Regions from separate parts of the Homo sapiens genome. Here regions 2 and 3 are each linked to region 1. The links are chromatin loops, found by intact Hi-C in ENCODE. Cell type or tissue: MCF 10A. All regions are shown on one strand. Each heading gives the region's core, and the rest is flanking DNA. Links, peaks and the distances in the headings are about the cores only. Region 1 overlaps PRUNE2 (prune homolog 2 with BCH domain). Region 2 has its middle 20 kb from the start of PRUNE2. Region 3 overlaps PRUNE2 (prune homolog 2 with BCH domain).

What was found. A loop is a pair of places that touch in the nucleus more often than their neighbours do. Peaks named below come from ENCODE experiments on the same cell type or tissue, not always from the same donor. Only the 100,000 strongest peaks of a DNase experiment are listed, where the experiment ranks them.
Region 2: a loop joins it to region 1, with 3 times the contacts of the local background. A loop is called at or near these places in 4 of 110 quality-filtered maps.
Region 3: a loop joins it to region 1, with 2.7 times the contacts of the local background. A loop is called at or near these places in 9 of 110 quality-filtered maps.

The regions. Positions count from the first base shown.
Region 1 is chr9:76,812,803-76,823,402 of GRCh38, forward strand. All of the region lies in intron 6 of PRUNE2 (prune homolog 2 with BCH domain), which reads right to left. Among named protein-coding and RNA genes, the nearest start is that of PCA3, 54 kb to the left of the region's middle. In MCF 10A, for the core only: no CTCF peak of the experiment used is centred there; DNase peaks (open chromatin) are centred at 4,869 and 5,689.
Region 2 is chr9:76,920,621-76,931,220 of GRCh38, forward strand. No RefSeq gene overlaps it. Among named protein-coding and RNA genes, the nearest start is that of PRUNE2, 20 kb to the left of the region's middle. In MCF 10A, for the core only: no CTCF peak of the experiment used is centred there; a DNase peak (open chromatin) is centred at 5,871.
Region 3 is chr9:76,862,519-76,873,118 of GRCh38, forward strand. The region is part of intron 1 of PRUNE2 (prune homolog 2 with BCH domain); the gene reads right to left. Among named protein-coding and RNA genes, the nearest start is that of PRUNE2, 38 kb to the right of the region's middle. In MCF 10A, for the core only: no CTCF peak of the experiment used is centred there; a DNase peak (open chromatin) is centred at 4,443.

The DNA of each region.
Region 1 (10,600 bases), core at 2,053-10,052:
AATTTCGCAGTGCTGTGCCGGAGCTGACGTGTAACTGTTGGCAAGAGCTGACTGTTAAATTTTCAGGCAATTTGCAAACCCGTTATTTGCAAGTTAAACACAGTCATTATAAAAATTAAATTACATAATTTGTGTTAAGTAAATTATGTTAAAAGCAAAAGTAATACATTCTCAAAACTCACCCCTTCTTAATCGTGCCATTATATCTACTGTTATCAATGTTCTTGGGGTCATTTACATCTGTACAGTAGAAAGGCTATATAATGATATACTTCTGCACATCTCTTCCCAAATCTGTTTTGATGATGTCTTGTTGGTATTTTGAAATTGGCCATGGTAAGAGCATTTACGCTATGGAAATTGGAAAATACTACAAATCAGAGCTTGTTTTATTGGTTTATTGATTGTCATGACCAGGTGTTGGCAAGCTCTGGCCCACAGACCAGTTCAGCTCACTGCCTATTTATGAACAGCCCATGCACTAAACACATTCAAATAGTTGTTAAGTTCCTCCATAATATCCTCAGTTTGGGCTCCTGGAATGCAAAGCCTAAAATATCTACTATCTGGCCCTTTTCAGAAAAGAATTGCTGACCCCTTGTCTAGACTCGAGAAAGTCATGGAGAAAAACTATACTAAAGATAAAACATAAAAGTGTGTTGTGTCTCTAGTCATCACATTGTGACTAGCATACACACACACACAAATAAGGAAATATTCTTCCAGTATTTGAAAACTATTCTTTAATTCAGCAAAGAAGTCACTTATATTGTTGACAAACAAATGAAGTTCAAGCATATTTCTTCATTGTTTCAGTTTCTTGTAAAGGGAGAATCAAAAACATCAACTACATTTTTGTTGCAATTACACTCATTCATCGATTGCAATGCAAGAGTTACACAAAAATTAACTAGTTCATTCTATGAGAATTAATTGGTCTTACGAAATTTACAATAAAAGAATAAAGAGTATACATTGTATACTATATATGATATATTGTGTATATCATATATATCCTTTATGTATTTATATGAGACAGAGTCTCTCTCTGTCACCCAGGCTGGAGTGCAATGGCACAATCTTGGCTCACAGCAACCTCCGTCTCCTGGGTTCAAGCAATTCTCCTGCCTCAGCCCCCCAAGTAGCTGGGATTACAGGCACCCACCACCACACCTGGCTAATTGTATTTTTAGTAGAGACGGGGTTTCACCATGTTGGCCAGGCTGGTCTCTAACTCCCAGCCTCAGGTGATCCACCCGCCTCGGCCTCCCAAAGTGAAGGGATTACAGGCGTGAGCCACTGCTCCCGGCCATGTATCATATATATCCTTCATATCAGTAATATGTAAGAGTGGGTTTTTTTGAGAACCTGTTGTTAAACATTTACTAGCATACCACTGCTGATTCCCCTTATAATCAATCTGGGCTGGTCTTCGGGACTCACATGAATAACAGAATATGCTGGTAGTGATATTCTGAGACACCTGAGGTTAGGTCACAAGAAGAATTGCAGCTTCCATCTGAGTCTCTTAGAAAACATGTGGCACTCTCTTGTGGCACTCTTTTAGAACCTAAGTGTTATGCTCTGAGGAGCCCAAGCCAGGTGACAAGTACCAATTGAGTTCCCAGTTGACAACCATCTGAACACAACTGCAGGAGACACTCTGAGCAAGAACCCCTCAGCCAAGCCCCCTAAAAACCCATAAAACTATGAGAGATAATGATATGTGGTTTTAAGCCTCTAGGTTTTGGGGGTGACCTGCTACACAGCAATAGATAACTGAAACACCATTTTATTCTGGGGAGGAGACAGTGAAGGGGTAGCTAATTGGGCCCATTGCATCAAGATCCCAGGAATCCAAGGTTGGGGTATTGCAGTCCTGGTTTATTCCATGCCTTTAGTGCAAAAACACACATGCAGGCATGTTGGGGGTGGGGGACTTAATGAAAAGGGAAATGGTTATGAATAATATATGTCCACATTTGCATATAAATCTGCATCACCTAACACTTTTCTTTACATGTATCAAATAAAATACCACCTAATGAAACACTAACTGTACCTATTTCACTCACTACGAGTCAACCGTATTTGGGCTTCCTAAAATGGCATGCATCTCCTCCCATAGTTTTCCTCCTTTCTAGATCAAGCCAAATAACTGTATTTGTGGCTAGAGTCACTAAAGTTCCCTGCAGCCTGTTGATGAAGTCGTATCCTCATCATACCTTATTTCACTGTTTCATTCCCATTTCACAGTTGCCAAGGAGAGTCAGTGGAGATTTCTGGGACCTGAAGAGGGTTTATATCTGGGGAGGATCTATGTTTCATATACCCCCGCCCCAATCTTCTCTACCTGCTCTGTGTGAATACATTTTTATCAGAGTGTTTCAGGAGAGGAGGAAGATCCAGAGCACCACCCTATGCCAAAGAAAGCATGAATGCAGAATGTGTAACTTCATGATGGCTAAACCTTGGATCCCTGCTTGTCTGAGTCCATACAGGCTGCAATAACAAAACACCTTAGACTGGGTAATGTATAAGTAATAGACATTTATTTCTTATAGTTCTAGAGGCTGGGAGAAATCCAAGATCAAGGAGCCGGTGGAACTGGTGTCTGGTGAGAGCCTGTTCCTCATAAATGGCACCTTCTCACCGCATATTCACATGGCAAAAGGGACAAACATGTCCCCGCAAGCCGTTTTATAAAGGCACTCATGCATTCATGAGAGCAGAATGCTCATGATCCAATCACCTCCCTAGTCCCCTACCTCTTAGTACTACTTCATTGGGGATTAAATTTCAACATATACATTTTGGAGGGGCACAAACATTCACACTACAGCAGTGTTTATATAATCCCTGTTGCAAAATCATAGCTAGAAAAAGTACTCAGGTATTTTGCACCACTTAGGGAAATACTGTTTATTTACAGAGAATCATAACTAGATAGACCAAGTTTTGTGATTCATTTAAGTCCATTTGAAACTGACCAATAGGTAAAGCAGAGAAAAGTTGTCAACAGAAACATCAAGTTGTCTCCAACTTGAGTTTAGCTGGAGATACAAAATAAGAATTCTGCCAGGTGCGGTGGCTCACGCCTGTAATCCCAACGTTTTAAGAGGTTGAGGCGGGTGGATCACCTGAGTTCAGGAGTTTGAGACCAGCCTGGCCAACATGATGAAACCCCATCTCTACTAAAAATACAAAAAATTAGCTGGTCGTGGTGGCGGGCACCTGTAATCCCAGCTACTCAGGAGGCTGAGGCAGGAGAATCACTTAAACCTGGGAGGCAGAGGTTGCAGTGAGCCGAGATTGTGCCACTGTACTCCAGCCTGGGCAACAAGAGCAAAACTCCATCTCCAAAAAAAAAAAAAAAAAGAATTATATTATAAGCATTTCTAGGTAAAGAGATTTTACAGACTATTTTTGGACATCTGTAGAAGGCACTACCTACATACAAATTGTAAATATTCTAAATATTATCAGCTTCAGCCACTTAGTACAATTTTCCAAAGACAAAGTGCTGTTGCTGCTGATATGATAAACCATTCTTTACACAGGGATTTTTTATTCTTTCATCTCGGTTACATCTCATTACCAAGAACCACTCATAGCTCAATAGGAACGAAAGTCCACTTTTCTGGGTCCATGTTTCACTCTTTTATCCTGCTAATGTCCTCAAGAAGCTAGGAATTATCCGTTCTAAATTAGTTTAAAATTGTAATTCACACTTCAAATGCCTCACACCGACTGACTGTTAAATCCACACAATCAAAGTTACCTAACTGTATTTGTCATTTGCTTTAAGTGCTTTTGGAATTTTCGACAAAATATGAACTAAGAACTCCTAATTCCCCAGCTACTCGGAGTTTGGTTATTTGGAGTTACTATAGTGCTCAAAAGTAATGCTGTTTTCATTTCAGTAAAAAATCTCTACCATTAAAATTTTTCACTAACTGACTGGGATGCTCTATATTTTGAACACAAATTTGAAAAGGCTAAATCACAGCAAGAAAAACCAGAACACCCACATCCTTGAATTCTAGAGACAGTCTGAGAAAAAAACAGACTTTTTCCTTCCTACACGATCTGTCCTATCCAATCCTTCTTTCCATAATCCTTTTTCCTATTACTTTTATCTACTTGACTTATCTTGCCAAATCTTCTCTGTATCAGGCACCAATAATTAGCTTCACAATGAGCACCTAGAACTTGGATTATGTTTATAGTTCAAAAATTAAAATGATTTTTTCAGGAAGCAAAGGTGTGAAGACTAAGAGGAAGAAAGTTTGGTACAAAGAGTAGGGAAAGAAGAATGCTAACCAAGGATTGCTTAAGGATGTCTAGGCTGTCTGACACCCTGAGTTTGGGGCAATGACTGATAGCTGATGACTTACTAGTGAACCCCTGAGTGGGCTCAAATTCTAATTAGTCTTGCATGCTGGCACCATGACCCAAGCAGTATACACAGGGCTAGAATAGGACTGGCCTGGGATTTGGGTCCTGGCTCTACAGATTAGAAAAATGATTTAACCTCTTTAGATTCCAATGTCCTTACCTCTAAGATAGAGATTATGGCAGACACTGGCTAATTATTTTCCAAATTGGTTCCTTTTCATGGGCACATCTATTTGATGACATTTTTCAGCCTCCCTCCAGTTACATGTGACCATGTGACTGAGCCAATGAAATATGAGCAGAAGTGATGAGTGTCACAACCAGACCAGATCCATAAAAAACTCCACCCTTGGCCCTCCAAGCTCTTCTCCCTGTTGACAGATAAACTGGAGATGTCCTCCTGAGCAACCTTGGAAACCACATATTGAAGATGGTCTCTGAATCACCCCTGGCCACCTGACTGGGAACACCAAATAGGATTGCTACATGAGTGAAAAATAAACAATTTCTGGGCTGAGTCACTGAGACTTGTTTATCTGTTCCAGCTGCTGGAGCTACCTTCACCAATACAGGGGTAATCATAGTACCTTTTACTGGGAGGATTAAGTGAGATAATGCTTACTCAACTGCCAGGTACACGGTAAGCACTCACCATCATCAACTTTTACTGTAGCAAGGAAGAGTTTACAGACCTGAACCCAGAAAGAAATGGATGCACTCAGGATTTAGAACCTAGAGGAGAGTTTTCACATATTTCTATTAGTTGGGCAAAATGGCTTTGAAAAGTCATCTTTTCAAAATATTTCAATATGCAAATCATATGCTCACCAATATGCTAAGCAATATGCTAAAGATTTACTAGTGATTTGCTGACCAAAATCAAATCATTCACATATTTTGAAAAGGTGAACTGGTTCAAGACCAGTTCAAAACTAACATATGCTCCCCCAAGAAACGCTATGCACTCTTTCACAAAATAAGAGAGTTAAATACTCTACAGGTACTTTCATCTTGGCCACCAACAAACTCCAAGCTCAATGAGAAATCATATTGTGTGCATAAAATTGGTAAACCAGATTTCAGACTGGTGCGCTGAGTCTCAAATCCTTGGTTACAGTGGCTCACTTATGCTTCACTGAGGCCTGAGTAAACGTTCCCTTTTGTCAGGAAGGAGTTTAGCAGTGATCTTGGGAATTCATTCTGGTCTGTGCTTTGAATGCTAATGGAAAACATTAGTATTTTCCCCTGGGCAGTACTCCAAGGTGCAGTATGGCTGGTAATCTCTGTGCAGGGCAGAATGAGTCAGCGGCCTCTGAGTCACTTTACCAGGATGCATCCCAGGCTTCACACAGCAGAGTGGCTGGTCATGAGGAGGTCTGAGGCCCAGAGCACAGCAGAACAGCCCAGAAAGAAAGAGAGAAAACGGCCCTGAACAATTCCCTCAGACTCCAGTTCTGAAGAAAGGAGATAAAATGCCAACAGCTGAAAGTCCTCACCGTTCCTCATTTAAAGGAAATTGATATGAAATAAAAATGTGGGAGCAACAGATGAAATATGCTTACCAGGCAGCAGGTTCATACAGGCAATCTTAAAATTTTAAGTTTTATTCTTTTAAGTTGTCTGAAAAATGACTACTGTCACAGTAGTATACATTAGGGGTTGAATTTTGTCCCACAAAAACTTTTATGTTGAAGTCCTAACTCTCAGCACCTCAAAATGTGACCTTATTTGGAAATAGGGTTGTTGTAGACATAGTAAACTAAGATGAGGCCAGGCGCCATGGCTCATGCCTGTAATCCCAGCACTTTGAGAGGCTGAGGCGAGTTGATCGTTTGAGCCCAAGAGTTTGAGACCAGCCTTGGGCAACATGGCAAACCCCATCTTTACAAAAAATGCAAAAATTAGCTAGGTGTGGTGTGCACACCTGTAGTCCCAGCTACTCAGGAGGATGAGGTGGGAGGATCCCTTGAGCCCGGGAGGTGGAAGTTGCAGTGAGCCTTGACTATGCCACCGCACTACAGCCTGGGCAACAGGGCAAGACGCTGTCTCAAAAAAATAAATAAATAAACTAAGATAAGATTACTAGATGGGTCCTAATCTATTATGTATCCTTATGAAAAGGGGAAATTTGAACACAGAGACATGCATAGAGGGAAGGTGATGTGAAGATGAAGGCAGAGATCCAGGTGATGCTTCTATGCACCAAGAACACTACAGATTACCAGCAAACCATCAGAAGCTAGGGGACAGGCATGGAGCAGATTCTCTCCCACAGCTCTTGGAAGGAACTTATCCTACCAACGCCTTGATCATGGACTTCTAGCCTCTAGAGCTGTGAGACAATAAATTTCTATTGTTTAAGACGTCTAGTTTGTGGTTCTTTGTTATGCCAGCTCTAGCACACTGATACAGCACATACACAAGAATAAATCATACTGCAATTGATCATAATAAAAAGTGATCAAGTCAGTGCATGGCTATTGTCCTTCCTGAGTAAAGACGCTAATAATGACTAACAGTCTTTTGGGAGATGCTTAAAGAAGATGTAATAACATTTGGTGTCAGCAAGGGAACCATTAATGTACTGCCGTGAGCAACCTTGCTTCAGTGGCACTTCATTAGAATGAAAAGATGTTTCTTCCCCTTAACGTTTTAATATACTGCTTTACTAGGGAGTAAACTAGGCCCAAGAAGTATAATCATTACCAGTTCTGCTGGCAAGGGAATAAAGGCAACGTTTGCTCTTTGATATCCATAAATTCTCTTCTGATGATCAAATCAACAAGCAACAAAAAGGCCACAAAGGATCAGGTGTAACAATAATCAACAAAGGGGATTCCAATATGTCATGTGCATTCCCCCACAAGACGCATGCTACTTTCACACTTGGAATGGCTTGGAGGCTGAGCGAAATGAGACTGCAGTTATCTTTTCCCACAGTCCCCTTATTAAGAAGAGCTGCCCCTCTGGCCATGCCTCTGATAAGGCCATTTCTACACACCGCCCCTCAAAATCTCATCCATTCTGACTTCCTGTACTGAGCAAAGCATTGAAACTCTATTATTGTAATTACTTGCTTTTTATGTATTTCATTCAGTAACTTATATAACAATGAATATTTGTGAGATAACTACAATAAAAATGAGAGACAAGGGGTTTAGAAGCTTTCTTCTTATCAGAGTGCCAGATAACCTATAACTATTGAAGGCAGTGGTTTCTACCTCCCAAACTCAATGGTTCCCTCTGAAGAGCATGCTGTGTAAGTTACAGGGAGATAAATCTTTCTAATTTTCTGAATACTTCTACCCAAGAAAATTAACTGGGTCATCAGCCGTATAAAGGCCATGACTTACACAACGGTAGAATTACAGCATTGCAAAGAACCATTGAAAATGCAAGGAATCTTCATTCCCATATCCCCGACATGCTGCAGAACCTATAGTTGATTTCTGCCAGTGACAACAGCTAACGACTTTGCAAAGCCTCCCACTCCGTTTTTGGAGAGCGGGATAAGCATACTTTCTATAAATATGTGGGCCATTTTTCATCTGCTTGATGTTATCCTTCAACCATAGTTGTCTGGAAGAAACTGGTTGGGAGAGGAAAAAGTAGGCTGCTTTGGATGCCTAGCTAAGTGGCTTTGCTTTCCTAGCTGATTTATTTAAATCCAAAAGGAAATATAAATCAGATAGCAAAGGGGCGAACTGCAAACACCCATAAGTATTAACTAAATATTTGCATTTACTAAGCATCTACTATGTGCCATCACTGTTACAGAAAACTGAAGAGAGAGAGAAGTCAGATACCATCAGTACCCTCAATTAATTTAAAATACTATCAGACCATGATTAGAAATATTAAACAAATTCAAAAGCAACGGAAGATCTAATGTAAAGAGTGAAGTCCTAAGTTGGTCACCTAGACTACATTTAGCTAGAGTTCAGAGGGTGGTAATAAAAAATAGTGAATCTGTAAGAGTTATCATGATGCACCTTGGTTGACCATGCTTTGGAGGATGAGCAAGATTCGGAAAGTCATAGGAACTAAGAAGGTTTCTTTGAGAATACACCTAGATTCAAAGAGCAATTATATAACTGTTCCAAAATCCACAAAATAAGATTGTGAGGATTCTGTCAATATTTTTTAAAGTGAGGTTAATGGGAATGAGAAAGGAATGCTGAAATATAATCAAATATGAGTAGGGATTGGGAAAATACCACTGCATCACAGGACAATCTACAGAGAAAATTAAACTCTGACATTAACTTGGGAATTTTTCCAGCAGACAGATTGGATAACTGATTTGCATTTTTTCTTTCAAGGAAGATACAGGATGTTACTAAGGAGGTTTTTTTTTTCCACTTCTCAGTCATCTTTAATATCCCCATTATGCAAAAGTGAAAAGTTCTCATTCAGCCTATAAGAGTTTAAACTGTGTACCCTTCTTTATTATACACAAATGTCCTCCTTTCCTCCAAGATCATATAACACTTTCAGAGATGTGCTTAACCACCTGATTAATTACTGGACCTCTGTAAATTACTTTCAAGATTAAGATGATTATTTTATCACTTATTCTGCTTGATAGACATTTACAGTTTAACACATCTGACAAAGCCATTTGCATACCCCTATAATATAAATTGAGGTACATTAAAGCTACAGTAAGTCTGTAATATGAATAGCCTTAAAATAATTTGCTAATTACAGACAGTTCCCTAAGCAATTACAAGACATTCTATGTTAATTTAGGAAGGAATTCCAAACAAGGCATTTAAAACCTAATAAGATGCCATTAAATGAAGGAAGACAGAGGAGAGGGGAACAGAGAAAGAAAACCCTAAGGCTTGAACTAGTAGAAATGATTCTTAGAGCTACTGACCCTTGCAAGATCCATGTTTTCCTTGGGTTCTTAGGCACAAAGCAGAGTTCTAATTGATGGTGATTATATAGTTACTACCTCACAAATTGAATATATTTGTTGAATTGATTCACATCAATAACTAGTCATATGGAGCACTTATCAATCTGAAAGTCCATAGAAACAGTTGAGTCAATTTATCAAGTGCATACAATGAGAACATGCTCTGTAAACTGTGAGGTGCCACCAAACATCACAGTTTGCCTCCTAGTTTTCATACAGATTTATAAGCTGAATTATAATGCGTATGAACTGGAAATAAATTTGACAAAAAGATCACGAAAAGAAAGCACCTGGCTTGCTCTTGGGTTTTCTGAGGATGTAGACACCAATATGAGTGCCTGCTATTCCAGAGAAATATACACATTGATATAGTCAACATCACCATGAGAAAAAGAAGAATAGGTCGGGTGTGGTGGCTCACGCCAGTAATCCCAGCACTTTGGGAGGCCAAGGCAGGCAGATCATTTGAGGTCAGGAGTTCAAGACCAGCCTCACCAATATGGTGAAACCCTGTCTCTACTAAAATACAAAAATTAGCCAGGAGTGGTGGCGGGCGCCTTTAATCCCAGCTACTCAGGAGGCTGAGGCAGGAGAATCACTTGAACCCAGGAGGTGGAGGTTGCAGTGAGCTGAGATGGTGCCACTGCACTCCAGCCTGGGTGACAGAGCAAGACTCCACCTCAAAGAAAAAGAAAAAAAAAAGAATGGCAACACACAATTCTAAAAACCAAAACACAAATTCCTATAGAGCATATTTCATCTCCATAAACTCGACCTAAGAGCTAAGTGCCCAACCAAATGTAGATAACCTGGTAAAGACAATACAACAGTAAAGAAATACACAGACTTCTACAAATGCACAAATGTGCCTCTGTAAAATATAGTTCCCATTAGTTAGGTTAATTAAGATTAACATATAAGTCATTGAAAACTCCCAAAGTAGACAAAAGATAACTCACCAAGGAAACACACAAAGACAAAAGTAGCATTCGCTCTGAGCCATTCAGTTAACAGTTTGGAAGGAGGTTCCTTGTTAAGTAATACTTGAGTTGTCACCACTGATTACCAAAATGGCATGCATTCAAATAGTTTTGAAGATCAAAAGACAACTTGCTTTTTTTTCTTTTTTCTTTTTTTTTTTTAAGAAAAGTTCTATGAACAATACAGGGTGGTACACAGAAAATATGGAAGTGAACCTAATCACACATATCATAATTGCTATTAAACAGGTTAAATATACACCCACATCTGAGTGTTTGTTTTAGGCTTTGTTTTACT
Region 2 (10,600 bases), core at 1,421-9,420, 110 kb after region 1:
GACAGATCACAAGATCGAGACCATCCTGGCTAACACGGTGAAACCCTGTCTCTACTAAAAATACAAAAAAAAATTAACTGGCGTGGTGGTGGGTGCCTGTAATCCCAGCTACTTGAGAGGCTGAGGCAGGAGAATGGTGTGAACCTGGGAGGAGGAGCTTTCAGTGAGCCGAGATGGCGCCACTGCACTCCAGCCTGAGCGACAGAGCGAGACTCCATCTCAAAAAAAAAAAAAATTGATACGCTGATACACTTGGTGATTGCATTGGCTATCTCTGGCCTTTAGTAATGACCAATTGACATTGCAATATTCTTAACAAGGGGGTGCTAGAGGTAAAAACCTAGAAAAAGGATTTCTTCATCTCAAGTGGCAAACCTTTGGTTTCAAAAGCATTGGTGGAAAAGATATTTTGGGGATGCGGTGGTGATTTCAGCTGCACCCTTCAACTTACATTGAGTGGGCAACTGCCATTGATACTTACAAGAAAAGAAGGCAATGCAGAGACTAAAGCTGGCAATGCTCTGTAGGTCATCAGCATGGACAGCTCAGAGTCAGAACTTGATCTTACTTTATATTCATATTATTTAATAAAAGGTACATATTTTATATATGCCTTTAAAATAATTAGAATTTTTCCAATGGCTTTGCAATAACATTTGATGTCTGTGTGTAAGAGAATTATAGTCCTTACAGTCATGGGGCACAAGCATTCCCTGATGGCCTAATTTCACAAACAGCCTCTTACATCACTGCTGCATTCTTCCAGTGAGAATCAAATTATAGCATACATATGACAACTTAACATCATGTTCTCACATAGCAGTCTCTGGAAGCTAACTCAAACGCTTCTTTTAAGGGAGTTTAGTTTCTATTGAAGGCACTAGTGTGATTCCACCACATTTACTATACAGGTGAATTGGTTTCATAGAATCATTGAACTTCAGGACTCACACATTGAGTGCAGTTCCCCCCGGCCTCTAAACGTGCGCGCGCATGCGCGCACACACACACACTGATATGGTTTGGATTTGCGTCCCCACCCAAATCTCATGTCGAATTGTAATCGTCAGGGTTGGGGCCTGATTGATTCTTGGGGGCACACTTCCCCTTGCTGTTCTCATGACAGTGAGTGAGTTCTCATGAGATCTGGTTATCTAAAAGTGTGTAGCACCCCACACACACATCCTCCTGGTCCAGCCATGAAGGATGTGCCAACTTTCCCTTCACCTTCCACCACGATTGTAAGTTACCCGAGCCCTCTCCAGCTATGCTTCCTATACCACCTGTGGAACCGTGAGCCAATTAAACCTCTTTTCAATTACCCAGTCTCAGTAGTTCTTTATTACAATGCCAGAATAGACTAACACACATGTACTCATTCTATTCATGTGAAAACTGAGGCTTGTCTAAGAGCATTCAGTTATCTAGAGGCAAAGGGGCTATTCCTATGCTTTTATCAAGTAGAAGACTATCACTCTTTCACATGGGAATTTCTTGAGTAGCTCCTTTGTAAATCCTTGGCGAAAAGATCTACCAGGAGTGATTAGGGAAAATGAAGCAGGAATCTAGTTGGCTAGATAAGCCAATCAAGCTGTGGAGTAGAAAATGACAGAAAATGCATAGCCCTGTGGCAAAGCAGGACTTAGAATTCTGGAGACCTTAACCCCCAAATTCATGCTATTTTCATTATGCCAGCTGACTCCCCCCATTGATCATTTCTGATAGAATCACAGCTTCTTAGAACTAGATGACTCAGTGGTCCAAATCTTTATTCCACTGCAACAGAAGCAACACAACCACATTAAAAGAGTGGTTTACTAGCTACCAGGGTAGCAGTACCAACAAGGTCAGGAAGATCCCCACCCGTGGGCTTAAATGGAGTATATGGTATGATGATGGAAAATTAGATAAAGGACTCCTGGAGATTCTAATCACTCTCTCCCCTTCCCTCTCTGTGTGTCACCAAGTTCCCTGCAGATCAACAATGTATGCCAAAACAATTAGTTAAAAGGTTTTTATAAATAACAATTTTCCAAAGTGCAGAGACTCCTTGGAATTATTGCATAATTATGCTAAATCCCTGCAAAATTTGCTTGCCCTTAATGGACCATACTGACCTGGCTGAGTATGAAATATGCCCAAATATACCTGAAATTTCTTTTAACCTCTAAATGAGCTATAGAAAAGAAAAACTAGAGATAGCAACAGGTACTATGAATCATCAGTATTAGAATATACAAATTACAACTAGCACATATTACTGTTTTAAGCATCAGTATGGATTTTGAGGTGAAAATAATGGGTCCTCATATACTGTTAGGACTGGAGATTTGTACACACTTTCCAGTAGTATGCTAAATGTTTAATAGTCAGCTCTCCATAGAAGAGGGGGAAAGCTCTAATTTGTTTCAGAGTTCCAGCACACCACTGACACTTTCTAAATATATATATATAAAAGGTGTTTACAATGTGCCTGCCATCTGACTCAGAAAACCTACCCTTAGGAATGTATTAGCAAAAAATAGTCAAAGAAGTGTGAAAAGATGCATATGCAAGAATATTTGCCACAGGTTGTTTATGATATCAAAAATTTGGGCCTGATACAGTGGCTTACACCTGTAATCCCAGCACTTTGGGAGGCCAAGGCTGGTGGATTACTTGAGCCCAGGAGTTGGAGACCAGCCTAGACAACATAACAAGACTCCAAGTCTACCAAAAATAAAAAATTAGCTGGATGTGGTGGCACATGCCTCTGGTCTCAGCTATTTGGGAGGCAGAGGCAGGAGGATCACTTGAGCCCAGGAGGCAGAGGCTGCAGTGAGCCAAGATCATGCCACTGCACTCCAGCCTGGTTGATAGAAAAATGATTTTTTGGGGGGAGAACTCATTGCTCATAAGTAGGGTAATGTAGCTCTGCCTACTTACCCTCAACGCCCTGCCCCAAACCTTAACCCCTGGAAACCACTGATATTTTTATAAACTCTATAATTTTACCTTTCCCAGAATGTCACATAGTTAGAATCATACAGTACGTATCCTATTCAGACTGGCTTCTTTCACTTAGCAATATGTATTTAAGGTTCCTGTATGTCTTTTCATGGCTTAATAGTTCATTTTTTTTATCGCTGAATAGTGGACTCGTATTTAAAATTCTTTGAATCTCTTTTTCTCATTTGTAGTAGGAGTAATAGTGCCACCTTCAAGGATTGTCATGAATGTTTGATGAGATAATATATATATATATAAAGTTTCCAGCACATAGCATGTAGTTAATAAACATCAGCTCCTTCCCTCAATAATTTGGATATGAACAATGTGGCAGGCTGAATAGTGACCCCCCAAAAGATGTCAACATATCAATCCCTGTGAATGTGTTTCTTGCATGGAAGATGGGAATCGCAGATGTGATTAAGTCAAGAATCATGAGAGGTGAGATTATCCTGTATTATCAGATGAACCCAGTGTAATCACAAGAGTCCTTATAAGACGGAGATGTGAAGGTTAGAGTCATAGAAGGTGATGTGATGACAGAAGCGGAAGTCAGAGCAATGTGGCCATGAGCAAGGAATGTGGGAAAGTCTTCTAATGCTGGGAAAGGCAGGGGATGGATGGATTCTCCCCTAGAGCCTCCAAAAGGAGCACACCTTGGCTGACACTTTGATTTTAGCCTTGTAAAACCTCCATCAGACTTCTGACCTCCAGAAATGAAAGATAACAAATGTGTATTGTTTTAAGCCACTGAGTTTGTTCCAATTTATTCCAGCAGCAATAGGAAGCAAATACAGGTGATTAACCTCAACATTCTCTTTCACTCCCTTCCAGTGTGTCTCCCCACATAGAGAGTCTAGAAATAAAAAAACTACATTTCCTGGAATCTCTTGCAGCTAGGGTTCTGATCACCTACTTATCCCCACTTGGATGCACTTGTGCAAGGTTTGGAAAGTGGAAGTGAGGCAGAGATAATTTTCCTGCTGCTTTTGGCTGAATTTCACTAGAAAATATGGTAGTGCAGATATATTTCTGCAGCAGCATTCCAGCAGGGTACTTGTAATTCCCAGCTTCATGGGAGTCAAGATGCATCTGTGAGGAAAAAATGGCAGATTCCTGATCCTATAGCAACTTTCTGACTCCCCACCTTCATGGAAGAGGTAGTTGTTCCCCTAGGTGGTAAGCTCTCAAGTGTCCTGGGAGTCTCCCAAAAACCATCTCTTCCACCAGCACTTCCATGCAGCTAATTCTTTGTATTAAACATTTCTGCTTAAAATAACTAGAGTTGCTTCCCTTTGCTGCAACTGAACCCTGACTGATACAGTCTCCATTTGCACACCACCCCAGGGGAGGCAGAAGATGTCAGCTGGGAAATCTGGATATTCTGAGATAGCATACATCAACTGGGAGGCGACTCTTAACAACTCCACTGCTGTGTCTCACAACACACCAGGGTTTCCTGTCAATCATTGTATTATATCCTCTACTCACTTTTCTTTAACCAGGCCCTCTCAGTTTTGAGTTTTCCTCTTAACTGGGTCAAAATGGGATTACAATTTTGGTGCATTCAGGAAGTAAGGATTGCTTTTTAAAAAAACTTAAAGATATTCTTAGCTCCTTGGGAGGCTGAGGTCAGAGAATTGCTTGAGCCCAGGATTTCGAGGCTGCAATGAACCATGATTACGCCACTGTACTCCAGCCTAGGCAACAGAGCAAGTCCCTGTCTCTGAAAGAAAAAATAAAATTGTAAAGACACAGTAGTGAGTTGACTCCAATCTCCCTCCCCTGCTGCAACACTCATTGCAATGGTTCCTATACCTACCACAATGTGCCACCCTTGAATGAAGTCTGCCTTGCCATTAAAAAAAAAAATAGAGACATTGTATAACATAATGTCTTTTAGCCTTATGAAAACAATTTTTTAAATTACCCACACTAAAGAAGAAATAGGTGATTGGCAGACTCCAGAAACAAAGGACATTTATTGCTGTTCTCATGAAGAAAGATGAATGTTTAAAAGGTTAGAAAAGGTCTTAGCAATTTATTTATATTGATTTGGATGAGTGATTCTGAAAGACAATGTTTTCTCTATGACTCTTCAACCATGTGAATGTTCCTTAAAATGCATGGCAACCACCCTGTCAACACAGTTTTCCAAATTTCCCAGAAATTATTTTAAAATTTTTAATATGCTTAATCCACATCTCACACTAAAAACAAACAACCTCCACCCTCCCCCCTCCCCGCAAAAAAAGGCTTGTTAGAATTTCCAATTATGCTACAGGAGAATAAGTGCTAGGGAAATCATGGCCACTGGAATTAATACATTTAGTTAAAGTGATTTGGGAACTCAGCTCCATAAAACTTAGGTTATCTTTGTAGAGCTCCATCCTGCTCTGAACTTTCTGTCTAGTGCTCGACTCCTTTGTTTTTTGTTTTGTTTTGTTTTGTTTGTTTTGTTTTTTGTTTTTGAGACAGAGTCTTGCTCTGTTGCCCAGGCTGGAGTGCAGTGGCACAATCTCGGCTCACTTCAACCTCTGCCTCCCGGGTTCAAGTGATCCTCCTGCCTCAGCCTCCCAAGTAGCTGGGATTACAGGTGCCCGCTATCATGCCCAGCTAATTTTTGTATTTTTTTAGTAAAGATGGGGTTTCACCATGTTGGCCAGGCTGGTCTCGAACTCCTGGCCTCAGGTGATGTGCCCATCTCAGCCTCCCAAAGTGCTGGGATTACAGGCGTGAGCCACCGTGCCCAGCACAGAACTTGGCAATATTTTTCTAAGCAGAGCCAGACAGGAAATGCTTTAGGCCCTTTCGGGACAGAGGATCTCTGTCACAACAATTCAGTTCTAGTTCTACCCTTGTATGACCAAAGCAGTGAAATCATCACAAGTGTATGTGGCTGTGCTCCAAGAAAACTTATGTGTGAATAGTGAAATTTGGATTTTGTACAGTTTTGCAAGTCACAAAATATTATTTTTCTTTTCACTTTTACTCAACCATTTAAAAATGTAAGCATCATTCTTAGTCACAGGCCACACAAAAACAGGCAGCAGTTGGATTTGGCTCACAGACCATAGTTTGCCAACCGCTGCTGTAAGCCTGGCCCTGTCCCTTCCAACTTACCCCAAAATTCTCATTCTGATAAAGATTGGTTTACAGAGCCAGGATGGAGATGTTGCCTCCTAAAGTTCAGTATTTCCTGGGAGAGGAGAAACAATTTTATTTTGTCTTTTTTACCTGGTGCTCAGCCCTTCCCAGTCTAGCTGCCACTTACCCTTCCCACTCCAATTCTTTGTCCTTCTACACCCAAACCAGCTTACAGATCTCACCTAACCTTTCTCTAGTCACATCAGATTACTTGCCTTTCCCTAGAAAAGTCAGACAGTTGTAAACTTCCACGATTTTGTTCACGCCCTCCAACTAGCACAGCCTCTCCCACGTCTCTACCTAGATTTTTGCTCATTCCTCAGCTCAGTGTCATTTTTTCTTTCCCCAGGAAAGTGAGGTGAGGGCAATGGACCGCACACAGGCAACATGCACAGAATCGAGTGAGTGAATGCGCAGACCTGGGCCTCCTGGCTGGGAGGAAAAGGGTTTTGGAGAGCCATGGGGTAGTATAGGGTACTCCATCCACCAAGCAATAATGACAAATTTGGAGGCTGAAGAGAGGGGACTGAAGACAAACAGCTTGCTTCTGAATGTTGCCAAAGGCTGCCCTGTCCAGAATGGCAGTCATTGGTCTCAGCAAGCACAGTGGTTCTCTGATGCTACTGGGGCAGCAGTCAACAGCTCAGGCTTTCCTTGGCACATCCACGACCATGTCACCACTGCAATGTCATGGGAAATCCTAACAGAGCTAGCCTTTAACATTTTTCATAAAAATCCCAATTTCTTTTCCTGTTTCTTTTTATTAATAGAAAGGTGAAATAAACCTTGAGCCCATAAAGAGTTTGCTGATAATTAAAGAAGCTCAAGAAGGTAAAAGAAATGGAAAGGTTGAATTTTAGGAAGGAGAGTGGAAGGGCGAATTGCAAATAAATGACAATGTTGTCATCTTTCTAAATTTTCTGAAGATGAAAAGCCACATGATTTAATCACAAAAAGAAATGAGTCATGGCTTTGCTATGACTTACGTCAACATAAGCCATCTTTATCTGACCACTTTGATAATTAAAAAGCAAAATTCTGTAATACTAAAGTTTTAAGTGGACAAGATAGTTTTCAATTCTAACCGTATACAAATGTCAACTTTTTACTTTTACCCATAGTTTGCTAATGTTTCCAAAACACGAAGACCAAACAGGGCCTAGACTTGTGAACGATGCTCCAATCCTGTTCTCTTTATTCTAATTTTACCCATATTCTCTTCACAAAATGCCTGCTGAGCTATACCAGCTCCTAGTTCCTTGCATTTTTCTCTTATGAATTCTTGGAGATTATGACAAGATAATGAGACAACTGCAGAAAGTTTTACATTCATTTTCTGCTTAGATAATATTGTAGCCTGTACTGATAAAAATTTTCAGCCAAGAATTTCTGATATAAATCTAATAGTTTGGCCATTAGTGATTATTAGTGTCACATCTAAGAAAAATTCTGGTTGGTGTTATTTATTAAAAGCAATCAAAATGTGCCATTATGGTCCTAATTATAATATTTACTTGGATGGTCTTATTTCTCTGCAAGAAAAAATAATGCCAGGCAGCTGCTAGAACTTCTACACTAAGCATGTAAGAAACAGGGAGCCTCAGTAGAGTGGAATGATGTCCTTGAAGAGAGTTACCCCTTACACTTATAGAATGTTTTGTTGATAATAGTCATAAAACCTTAGTAATCGAAGCATTGCACTTTCAAAGACACGCATAAGGTTAAATGAGACAAAACAAAAACTAAAAGAACTTCTGTCCCTGAAAAGATGCTGGAATACCACAAGTTGCTGGCCCCACCTCTACCCCCAGGTCAAGTATTGAACAAGTAATTGAGCAGGTTTACCCTACTAGTTTCAGTTCTATTTTATTTGTTTTTGTCTTTAAAAAAAATTAGGACTTTCCTTATTCTCCTTTGAGCTTAGCAACAAAATTCAAAGAGTGTTTACTCTAACTTATCCATTATTTGGGTATTTTCTAGTGGGAGGGCATTTCAACATATCTAGTCTTGATAAGCTCATGGAAATAGGAAATCTCATAAAATCATAAAATCCTTTTTTTTTTTTTTTTTTTTTTTGAGACAGAGTCTCACTTTGTTGCCCAGGCTGGAGTACAGCGGCGCCATCTCGGCTCACTGCAACCTCCGCCTCCTGGGTTCAAGCAATTCTCCTGCCTCAGCCTCCCAAGTAGCTGGGATTACAGGCTCCCACCACCACACCCGGCTAATTTTTGTATTTTTAGTAGAGACAGGTTTCACCATATTGGCCAGGCTGGTCTCAAACTCCTGACCTCAGGTGATCCACCCACCTCGGCCTCCCAAAGGGCTGGGATTACAGACGTCAGCCACCATGCCTGGAAAATCCATTCTAGGCTGGGTGCAGTAGCTGATATCCGTAATCCCAGCACTCTAGAAGGTGGAGGTGGGAGGATAATTTGAGCCCAGGAGCTAGAGAACAGTCTGGTCAACATAGAAAGACCCTGACTCTAAAATAAATCAACAAATCCCTATTTAGGTTTACTTGATGATTTTTACAATAAAACCTGTGATAAATGCTTGTGGGGTTTTTTGTTTGTTTGTTTGTTTATGTTTTACATTAATTTTTATTTTTATTTTTTTACTAAAGTAATGCGTGTACTTTGTTTTAAACATCAAGTGGTGAATTTTCTAGATAAAGATAGGAAGATAAAAGAGAGAGACAGACATGCCAGGAAAATCCTGAAATCCCAAAATCAACAACTGTGCTGAGGTGCCCACCTGCCCTGAAGCCACCAGGAAGCCTCTGTTCCCATCCAGGAGCCACCAAGACACAACAAGCGTGGCAGGAAGCGGAAGCTCAGGACCTCGTCTTCATCTTTGGGGCTGTATGTTTCATTGTCCACCAGAAAGACCTCTTCCAGTCCCTCCGCTGAAGAAACTTTTGCTCGAATAAATATTTCTATCCAGTTTCGGCAACTTTGATTCTCACACAAACACAACCTCTGAAGAGGATGACCTCCACTTTTTGTAATCAATGACATTTACCTTTCTCAATTACCACTGTCTCTTCAAATAGGAAAGCGAGGTTCTCTGTGCCATGATGTGGGTTGAGGTTTGACATATCCCAGGAATTTGGGCTGTGGGAAGGAAGGAGCCAGCTTAGCTGAGTGCTTGCTATGGCCAGGCACACGGAGGGAAGTGAGAGGGGCTATGTGTTCCTACCACCTTCCAGGATCCTTTATTTCAATCTGCTAAAATGACTTATTTTTTGAAATACATAATAATTTCATAAAGTAGTCAGTGGGGAAAAATAAGAAAACCTTCTATACAAATATTCAGCAACTTTTGAAAATGAAAAAAATCAAGTAATGACCCACCCACAGAAACTATCCCAGCCATCCCTTCCCCCATTCTCACATCTCACTCTTTGTGCAACTGTGGAGGCCCTCACAGAGCCAAATGCCCCCACTAAGCTTTCAGGAAGGGCAAGAGCCAAGTAGCTTCACATATCACAACTGCAGACACTGGAAGTTTGGGAGTACTTGAGTCTGAGTTCAGAAGCTGGGGAGCAGTCTCTGACCTGAATCTCCTAGTGGGGAATGGTAGGTGTCGTTCCCCAGGATCCTGATTTTTTATCGATGAAGTCTGGGGATTTGGGGCCTGCTTCTCACCTCTTGACTTAGTATTAATGTAAAAGGACAGCAGTCCACCCTGCCCTTTCTCTACCCTTGTGCATACTCTAGAACAGTAGGAACATAGACATTCCAGTGCTGTGGGTGTATTGGTGTGGAGCTGTCAGGGAAGTGGCTCTGGGCCTTGTTCATCTCCTTCCCCCCAAATAAAGGTGTTCATCAGTGACCTACCTTCCTTTCTGTTTCAACCCCAGTAACCCTGCAAACATCTCAGTGGGTGATGCAGGTGGATGAATGTATGTGCAGGAACCTCAACTACCTCCTGCTGGGCACTGTAGACCTATGTGAGGTGGGGAGGGTGAAGAGTCCCCTTTCTCATCTCTTGCTTCCCCCAACAGGTGGATTCTGGAGTGTGGGGTTGGAGGCAGAGGAAAGGTCTCACCAGACCTAAGGTCTTACCAGAGCTAAGAGGAAAAGGAGGACATTCCATTTTCAAGCTTGAACAAGACATCTTTATAGATCTCCAAGTGGCACTCTGGTCACTCTTCAGCTTCAAGATGAGAATTACATTCAAAGCCAAGAATAGAAAAATTGCCTTGTCTTACTCTGCTCAGGGTTCCACAAAAAAAGCCATAGACTGGATAGCTTAAACAACAGGAATTATTGCCTCACAGTTCTGAAGCCTGGAAGTTTGAGATCAGAGTGCCAGCACGGTCGGTTCCTGTTGAGGGCTCTCTTTCTAGCTTACAGATGGCCACCTTCTTGCTATGTTCTCACATGATGTTTGTAGTATTAATTTGTCTGGGAGCAAATTTTGAACTGGGCCATGAGGTTTCCCTACCAGTGGGAATCTTCTC
Region 3 (10,600 bases), core at 1,041-9,040, 49 kb after region 1:
CTGAGCCTTAGGAAAAGCTAGAAGAGCTTCTTCTACTAAATGATAAACATCAAAGGCAGTCCAAGAGTTTTAAAGCCCAAATGAGAAAGAATGCCCCCGCTACACACACATAGCACCCTACACTCACGTCACCTAAGGTTTATATCTTAATGACTTCATAAAATATGTTCATTATAAAACATTTGTAGAAACTCACAAAAAAAAACCTAATTCCCAGTTAATTACTATATTAAATGTATTCCTTCTCATCTTCTCTCTGTACTTCTATGAGTGTTCTCTTTTGCAATAGTGTGACCCTATTACACATAATATTTTTTAACTTCTCTTTTCAAAATTAACAGCCCTCTAAGCATTCTTTTCAACTTCTAAAATTAAATCTTGTTGTGGCCATAGATGACTTCTGTTTGCTTTTGTAACTCCAGCTGCCAGCCTACTGCTTTGCACACAGTAAGTGTTCAATAACTATTGAAAAAGTGAATGTATGAATGAGTGAATGATGATAACATTTAACAGATATAGTATTTCTTAATACGGATCTTCATACTTTAGTCAATCCTCTATTGTTAGAGATTAAATTTATAATTATTTATTTTTTGTGGTATAAATAAAACTGCAGTGAATACTTCAGAAGATAATTTTTGTATCTATCCCTAGTTATCTCTTCAGGATAAATTCCTGGATCTTAAATTTCTGGGTCAAAGAATATATTTTAATGTTCACCAGAAAGTTATAGAAATTTACCTTCCCATCCATAAAAATACCTAGTTTTCAAACCTTGTGTATTTGAACATTATCATGTTGATCGGTAATGTTGTATAATGCATGTTTATTATGATTATGAGTGCTTTAGATCACTTTTATATATGGACACAAAAACATTACTGTCTTCATATAAACATATTATTTGTGAATTTTTCTCTGTGTATCTTTCAGGATGTTTATCCTATTCTCATTGATGATTAAACTGCTAAAATATTGTTAACATATTCAACTCTGGTAACATCAATAAAAAACTATTTTGTTTTCTGGCCTTGGGCATTATGGAACAACTTGTTCAATAAAGTTGCATTAAGTATGCAATAAGCATGCATTATTTAATATGACATTATCATTTGAGTACTAAACAACAGCAGCACACTCTGTACAATATTTTCCCCAATCTACCTACTTTGCTTCCTGAAAATGTTGCAACAATACACTTCAGACTGAGCTAAGAGCAGCCTAGGTTCCCTAGCTCTTGACTGGACTGCATTTGCTCCTCTGCTTTGCCTCATGTCAAAATGATAATGCAACTTAAAATTAAATCTAAACTGTCACTGTTGGTGGGAATGTAAATTAGTTCAGCCACTGCGGAAAGCAGCTTGGAGATTTCTCAAAGAACTTTAAACAGAACTACCATTCAACCAACAATCCCATTACTAGATATACACCCAAAAGAAAAGAAATCATTCTACCACAAAGACACATGCACTTATATGTTAATCACAGCGCTATTCCCAACAGCAAAGGCATGGAATCAATCTAGGTGCCCATCAAACGTGGATTGGATAAAGAAAATATGGTACAAACACACCATGGAATGCTACACAGACATAAAACAGAACAAAATCAAGTCCTTTGCAGCAAAATGTATGGAGCTGGATGGAGGACATTATCCTAAGCAAATTAACACAGGAACAGAAAACCAAGTACTGTGTGTTCTCACTTATAAGTGGGAGCTAAACATTGACTCTACATGGATGTAAATGTGGGAACAACAGACACTGGGGCCTACCAGAGGGGGTAGCAGGAAGGAGGGTGTAGGCTGAAAAACTACCTATTGGGTACTATGCTCACTACCTGGGTGACAGGACCATCTGTATCCTAAACCTCAGCAGCACCTAATACACCCATGTAACAAACCTGCATATGTATTCCCTGGATCCTAAAGAAATACATAAATAAATAAATATAAATAAATAAACAAATAAATAAAAATCTAAGGTGTCAAACAGTTCATTATCAAATGTCTTTAAAAGTAAGAACATTTTGGTAGGACAATAGCACCAAAAAGAATGATAAAAGGCAAATAACAGAGGGGATGATAATATTTGCATAATAGTTGTACCATTTTGCCATTAAAAGGGCAATATTTCTGACACACAAAGGGTTCCTATATATTGATTTTTAAAAAGACAAACAACCCAATGGAATCATCAGCAGTGGATGTGATCGGGGCAATTAAGAGAATAAGAAATGAATATATGAAAAGATATTCAGTCTCATTAGTAGTCATGGAAATGCAAATTAGACCAACAATAAAATGTCTTCTTTATTTTGGCTCATCAGATGGATAGAAATATTATGACTGATTGTCATGAGCAGCCAGGTCTGGGAACAATTGCCTTAAAGAGGACCCACGATAAGCTCTCAAGGACCATGTGGTCCCTGTCAACTGCAGAATATATCTGCAATTGTTTTTTGAGAAGCACTGCTTGAGTTGCTCTAGATCAAGCACAGTTTCAGAGAATTGCTGTTATGTTATTTAGATTTGCTGAAGTTCAGTGTTAGCAGAGGCCTCAGGATTCACCCAGTTGAAACCCTTCAGTGATTTCCAAAATGAGGTAGTGCACCTCAGTGTTAGAGAAGAAACAATGCAAATGCCTATTTATGTCATCCTTTTACATTTTCTGTTTTTTAAAATATGTTTTACAGCCAGAAATGGTGGCTCATGCCAGTAATCCCAACACTGTGAAAGGCTGAGGCAGGAGGACTGCTTGAGGTCAGGAGTTCGAGACCAGCCTGGGCAACATAGTGAGACCCTGCCGCTACAAAAGTAAAAATAAATAATAAAAAATGTATTACAATGTTCCTTATATTCTAGTACAGTAATACACAGTAGAATTCAGAAATAAATGTATGCATTAAGATAAAGTATTCAAAAGACTATTACTAATCTCACTGTACAATGAACAAGGGTTGGAGACTGGTTTTTACAGCTCAGCCAACTGAGATCCTCAGGCCTTTGTGTCCCCAAGACTTCCTAAGGCAGCGTGCTGCACACAGGAGATGCTCCAATCAATTTTTGTCAGTGAAAATGATAATATCGGATATAATAGTTGGGCAGAAGATAATTTTTAACTTTCTTGTAATGTCTTTGTCATGTTCTTATGAAATAACAGTATCATGGGATAAAACCTTGTTAATAGCACAAAAGTCAAAAGTTATACTATAGGCTGCAAATAATCATTCCTGTCTCAACCTTAACAGGCTCTCATTTCTCTCCCTTCTTTCTCCCTCTCTCTCCCTACACACACACACACACACACACACACACACACACACACACACCAGAGCATTATGACATGTGCATTATGCCCACTTCATGATCTAAAGTTCCAAAACTGAATTAAAATGATTTTATAAAGTAATGGATTTTATGAGTATTAAGTCATCACATATTTTCCTCTTTTCTCTCAAGACAAGATTCTTGACTTCTGAGTTGCTACCACATTCTAATTCATCTATTATTCTGAAGATATAGCAGTTGCAATAATTTCATTTTTAAATATCTCAAGCAGTGTGTACAGGTACACTATTGAACTCTACCAAAACATGACTTGCTATTAGTACATGCACATCCAGCAGGCCCAATCCTGGGGCCTAACATAGATACAGAAACCACCAAATTAGAAGGGCATAATTCTAATTAGCTACCAGGTGTTTCTTAGCTCTGTCCCCAACACTTGCATGATCAATGCATGTCTAGCATAAAGTCACTCTGAAATTCAAGTTTAAATGATTTCAAGACAAAAACTATATCCATTATATTAATAATCAGAGGTACAAGGGTTTTGCCCTTAGGCACTGATTTTACATACAGTGATTTCTAACAAATTCCAAAACTTCATATAGTGTTTTTTGCGATATTTTGTAGTTATTATAGTGTCTCATTCGGTTGACAAAATGTGGGAAATATTTTGTAAAGTTCAAATAACTTCCTACTGCCTATTCATAAGTAGAATGACAACAAGACATACGCCTGCCTTCCCCAAGGGTTGTTAAGTATTCAACTTTAGCCCTTTTTGCAAAACGCTGGCAATTTTTGAAGCTGGGAGATGGGCACGTGGAGTTCTCTTTGGCCTCTCTGCTGACGTATGTTTGAAAACTTAAGTACAAAAAAGGAAGGAAGGAAGGAAGAAAGAAAGGAAAGGAAGGAGGAAGGGAGGAGAGGAAGGAAGGAAGTGGGTAAGAAAGGAGGAAGGGAAAGAAAAGAGAGCGAGAGAAAGAGCGAGAGAGAATGGAAGGAAGAGGAAGAGAGGGAGGGAAGTAGGGAGGAAGTTAAGAGGGAGAGAGGGAGCGGATGGTCAGAAGGGAGGGAGGAGGGAGGGAATGCCCTTTCCGCCCGGTGCTGTGAACAGCCCAGGCCCCTGTGTGCACATTCTTGACAACGGGTCATGTCTTCGGTTTCAATCTGTGGAGGTGAATCAGCACTCAGACTTGTGCCTGGTATTAGTCAACCAAATATTTGCTGAAAGAGTGAATCAAAGCAATAAATAAGAAGCCCAAATTCTGAGTTCCTGGGCAGCTATAGCCTAGGCTGAGATTAGAGTAGCAAAAACAAGGGAATGGGTTGTCTGCCATCCCACGCACCTTTCTCCTCCCCCACCAACTGCTCTGTCCTCTCCCACAACACCATCAACCCCCCGCCCCCGCCCCCGCCAGCAGGTGTTTCATGCTGTTCATGGCTTTCTTTTTTATCTTTTATCTTATGCGGAGAGGGTAGGGGAGAACAACAGTGTGTTTATGACACCATGGGTACCCAACAAAGAAAAAACGAACCGCATCAGACCACGCAAAACGATCACACACCACGCTGACATGATTCAAACACCATCTCCTGTGATATAACTGAACAAGGAAATTGTTCTCAGTGGAGCTAGAATTTAAGGCTACATCAGCAATACTTCCAAGAGCTGTCAGGTTGATTCAGTATCAGAAAAAATGACTGGAGGAAAAGTAAGGACTGAGAGCCCTCACCTTGCTTTGCTTTTTGCAGTTTTGCTCTTTTGTTGTTGTTGTTGTTGTTGAGACGGAGTCTCACTCTGTCCCTAAGGCTGGAGCGCGGTGGCACAATCTCGGCTCACTGCAACCTCCACCTCCTGGGTTCAAGTGATTCTCCTGCCTCAGCCTTCTGAGTAGCTGGGATTACAGGCGCGTGCCACCATGCCCGGCCAATTTTTTTGTGTATTTTTAGTAGAGACAGGGTTTCACCATGTTGGTCAGGTTGGTCTCGAACTCCTGACCTTGTGATCCGCCCACCTCGGCCTTCCAAAGTGCTGGGATTACAGGTGTGAGCCACTGCGCCCGGCCGGTTTTGCTTTTTTCTCTTAATCTTGACAGCCTAATGTTATTCCTAGGCTCTTGTGTACATGTATCTAAATATTTATCCTGGCTACAAATTAAGACAAAAACAATAAGATGTGGAGAAATAGCCCCAAATTCTGGTTCCAATCTTAATTCACTAGAGCACTCAGGGGTGCTTCCTGCTTTTCATGTCATTCCTTTTTCCCGTAGACAGGAAAAAGAAACCCACTCTATATGCGAGGTGGGTGTAGACGAGATTTCTTTATTAACTGTTTCCTGACAATACATCAAGAAAAAACCTCATATGACTCAGTACATACATGACAGGCAGTAAATGGTGGCATAGGACATTTATAGTAACTTATATCAAAAATGGAGAAAAACATCCAAAATAACAAAGCTATGATACCATTCGAAACTCTTCCACCTGTCTTTTTCCACTCTTCCAAACACGTTTCCAAGCCCTCCACTTAGAATACAGAACCTTCTGAAAAACAAACTGTTCATCTTTGCACAGACATGTGCCATGAGGCTGCCTTGCAGGTGTCCACACATACACTCAGGCCTGAGCTGGTTTACTGTGCCCACCATCCCTAGCAATCCCCTGGACAAGGTGCATACGGGAGGACCACGGAAGTTAGTTAACAGCCATTAGGGAATTCTGTAGGATAGAACCCTCCCCTCTCCCCTAATATTTACACAATCACATGTACATGATCATTCACAGCAGTGTCTCTAAGACAAAGGACTTCTGCCCAGGGCAACAGCCAACTCACCTAGCGTCAATATGCAATAGCAATCAGAAAAAATTGTTACGACTTCTCAAATTTGCCCTGAAGACTAGTATCTTAATAATTAAGCAGCCCTAATTTTTGGTAGGAATTTCCCTTCTATTCTAGATTAAAGTATTTTCATTTTATTGAAAAAAATTGTGATTCATAAATAATTTTACTTTAACAGATCCTTGGGGGGTGGGGGGGGGGGCGGGGGGGAAGGAAAGGCTTCTGCCGCTGTACACTAAGTTCCCAGAACTTTCTTTTGTGAGCCTGTGTTAAGATCACGTCCTCTTACCGCGTCGCCCCTTCTGTAGCCTGCTGCTGTGCGGCACAGCTTGCCCCAGATACTTTAATTATTTCTGCTCCTTCGGATTAGAAGGGCTGGAGCTAATTAGTCAGGTCTTCTCCCCCTATGAACAAGCCAAGACGCGCTCGAAGACTTTTCCCAGAAGCTTTGCTTTTCTGCAGTCAGCTTTTTGTTGTCATAAGGAAGATCTATTGCTTTAATACTCACGAGTGTAAATGTCTGCATTTGGAATGGACGTCAGGCCAGTGACACCACACACCTGGCATGTCTGAAACCCACTCAGACATGGCAGTAATGAATAGATAAGCGACTGGAAGTGGGAGGGAGGAGAAGATTGTTTCCAGTACGGTGCAGGTATGCAGGTTCACAGGGAAATGTGCGAGGGATCTGCAGAGCAATTACTGTACTTTGCAAAGACGACAGTTTTTAATGATGCCATTATTTATTACACTGTGTGTTTTTCAGTGACAGAAGAACTCTCACCTTCCAGGTGACCTCTCAGGATCGTTCTCTCTTTCTCTCTCTCTCTCTTTCAAAATATTTTGCAAAATAGAAAACCCTTTTAAAACTAAACAGTATCTGGTGCACAGTAGATATTCAAAAAATGTTTATTAAAATACACATTTTATAGCAGAGAACAGTGCAATAGAAAGTAAATGCAGATGCAGCAAGATATAGAAATGCACGCATATATAAATTCCATATTATTTCACTGATATTTTAAAAGCATAAACATGTTGATATAAACTGAGTATCATGCTCTATTAAGAACAAGCTCTCCCAAAGGAAAGTTTAAAGTATTCTAAGCATCAGAGGCTTCCCACCTTGGGAAAATACGGTTTTATGATTCTAAGTAGTAAATAACCTATTTTTCAGCTGCTCAAACATTTTCCTTTTGTCTTCTCTCTTCTATGAGGAGAACTGACTTGGGTCTCCAGAGCCCCTCAATTGGAAAATTTTTTGATATTATCAATTTGAATTTTATTTTTGTAATTTTAAGGGAGATCATTAACTAAATAGATTATGGAAGGGACCTTTAATACAGAAATGTTTTCTATCTTGATGTTCTAAATAAGTCAGCCACATTAAAAAGAATGCTGTTATAGTAGAAGAATATTTTGTTGCTTTACTTTTTTATTGGACTTTGAATAAAAAAATACATATCCAGAGATTAACACATGAAAAAGATTTTTAAATATTATGAAAACCTTAACAATACATAATAAAAATGCATCGGATCACCCAAATCTTTTGCCATAATAAATAGCTGTAAAATAGGTCCTATTAAATATAAATTCTTGTCAAAAGAAGAGAGCAAGACTCCCTAACTTTTTTTTTTTTTGCAACAAGGAGTAACTTTTTAATACACTCATAATTTAATTCGCTGATAATTTAGTTCCCTCTTTAGAGCCTCAGAGTGGAAAGGAGAGAGAACATGCTAAAAAAAAAATCCTCCGGCCGGGTGCGGTGGCTCCCGCCTGTAATCCCAGCACTTTGGGAGGCCGAGGTGGGTGGATCACAAGGTCAGGAGATCGAGACCATCCTGGCTAACACGGTGAAACCCCGTCTCTACTAAAAATACAAAAAAATTAGCTGGGCGTGGTAGCGGGTGCCTGTGGTCCCACCTACTCGGGAGGCTGAGGCAGGAGAATGGCGTGAACCCGGGAGGCGGAGCTTGCAGTGAGCCAATATTGCGCCACTGCACTCCAGCCTGGGTGACAGAGCGAGATTCTGTCTCAAAAAAAAAAAAAAAAAATCCTCAATGGGTTGGTTTCCAGATGTGGTGGTAGGGGATGTTGACAGTAAGATGTGGAGTGAGGGCAAGAGAAGACAGGCAGGTTTGACATCATCATATCCCCATAACTGAAGCAAATCCCCATAACTGAAGACAGAAACCTAAGTGGCAACAACCAGTTAATAACAATACGGCAGCAAAGAGTACCTCACCATTGCACAACTCCAGGGAGTGCCATTCACATAAAATCCAAAGTGAATGGTGCCTACAAAGCAACTGCTGGGCAGCTACTATGGATCATGTTGTTTTTCTGAGCCTGACATCATTTCACAAAATTCTCAGAACCCTGTGTGGGAATCCTACGTTATCCCTATGTGACAGATAAATTTGGTCCATATAGACTGTAACTGTCCTAGAATGAGGATCACCAAAGCCTGTGCATTTAAGGACCACCTCCCTCTCTGCCAGTCATCCATATCCCTGGGTTCACATTCATGGATTCAACCAACCAGGCATAAAAGACACTCAAAGAAAAACAAAAAAATGGATGGTTGTATCTGTACTGAACATATGCGGACTTTTTTCTTGTCATTATTCCTTCAACAATTTACATAGCATTTACATTGTATTAGGCATTATCAGTAATCTAGAGATGATTTAATGTATACAGGAGGAAGCATGTCGGTTATATGCAAATACTATTTCATTTTATATCAAGGACTTGAGCATCCACAGATTTTGGTATCCAGGGAGGGTCCTGGAACCAGTTCCCTGTGGAAACCAAGAGATAACTGAACTATGTTGGCTAACAGCTGTGTCTAGTGCTTTGGTAATCCTGGGCCTCCAAGGCCCTGCTCAGCCCTTCCTCACTCTATCTGCTAGCCATTTTATATGTGTTTTTAAACTTACAGTGGTCAATCTTGATTATCTTGGGGCAAATATAAATTACTATGACAATTTTTTTAAGACAGAGTCTCACTCTGTTACCTAGGCTGGAGTGCAGGGGCACAACGTCAGCCTACTGCAACCTCCACCTCCTGGTTTCAAGTGATTCTCCTGCCTCAGCCTCCTGAGTAGCTGGGACTACAGGTACATGCCACCCCGCCTGGCCAATTTTTGTATTTTTAGTAGAGATGGGGTTTCACCATGTTGCCCAGACTGGTCTCAAACTCCTGGCCTCAAGCAATCTGCCTGCCTCAGGCTCCCAAAGTGCTGGGATTACAGGTGTGAGCTACCACGTCCAGCCTAGTTACGACAATTTTCTTAAAATTACGCTGTAGATAGTGACATTGTAAAAAATGAAAATAGTCAACATTTATACAGGTGACCACAAACACCTGCATACATAGAAGGCTTCTATTGTTTGGCCCCACCTAGAAACAACAGATACCATGCCAAACCCACAAGAGTCCTTGGCACCTGGAAGGGTAGGCCCTGGAACCCTGTGCCCTCATGGCCAGCAACCTCCACTGAGGGTGCAGCATCTGCAAGCCCCACCTTCCAAGCATCGTCACAGGCACATTCAAACCCTCCCCACCGCATCCCCTCCCTGAGCTCCTCCTCAGCTCTTTGCCCCTCAATGGGCTTCTAGAAACGTCTCTTCTAAGAAGTGGAGGAAGAGAGACAGAGCAACGATGCACAAAAGCCAGTCTTTTTTCACCTCTGCTGCACCCTGCTACAAATACAGTACAATTACTTACGCATTACAAGTCATGGAAGAACAATGTGGGGGCGCAGTGGACAGGAGCCATTAATTGCCCTAAGTGTTGGGAAGGCTTCACAGAGGAGGTGACTTTTGCCTTTCTTCAAGGGAAGAAAGATAAGAGTTTCCCAGGCTGAAAAGTAGCAGGAGCCTCTACTCTTCTTTTCATGATTCTCATTAAGTTAAAAAAACAATTTTACATGATGATTATGGAAAACACACACACACACACACACACACACACACACACACACACACACCCTCACACCTCAAAACTCCCTATTGGTCAGAGATATATACTGAAAAACTTACAGGTAAAATGACATGATGTCTGTGGTTTGTTTTAAAATATCCCAGGAAACAAAAGTGTGTATGTGTGTTAAGGAACGGATGAAACAAGATTAGCAAAACATTGATAATTATTGAAGGTAAGTGTTATGGATTATGTCCTTCCCCAAATACATATGTTGGTGTCCTATCCCCCAGTGCCTCAGAATATAACCTTATTTGGACCTGGGGTCATGCAGATGTAATTAGTTAAGCTGAAATGCTGTCATTAGATGGACCCTTATCTAACATGACTGTGACATTATGAAAAGGGGAAATTTAAACACAGAGACGTGAACAGAGGGAAGGTGATGTGAAGACACAGGGAGAAGCCCATCCACAAACCAAGGATCATCTGAGACCACCAAGAGCTGGGAGAGAGGCCTGGAACAGATCCCTCCTCAGTA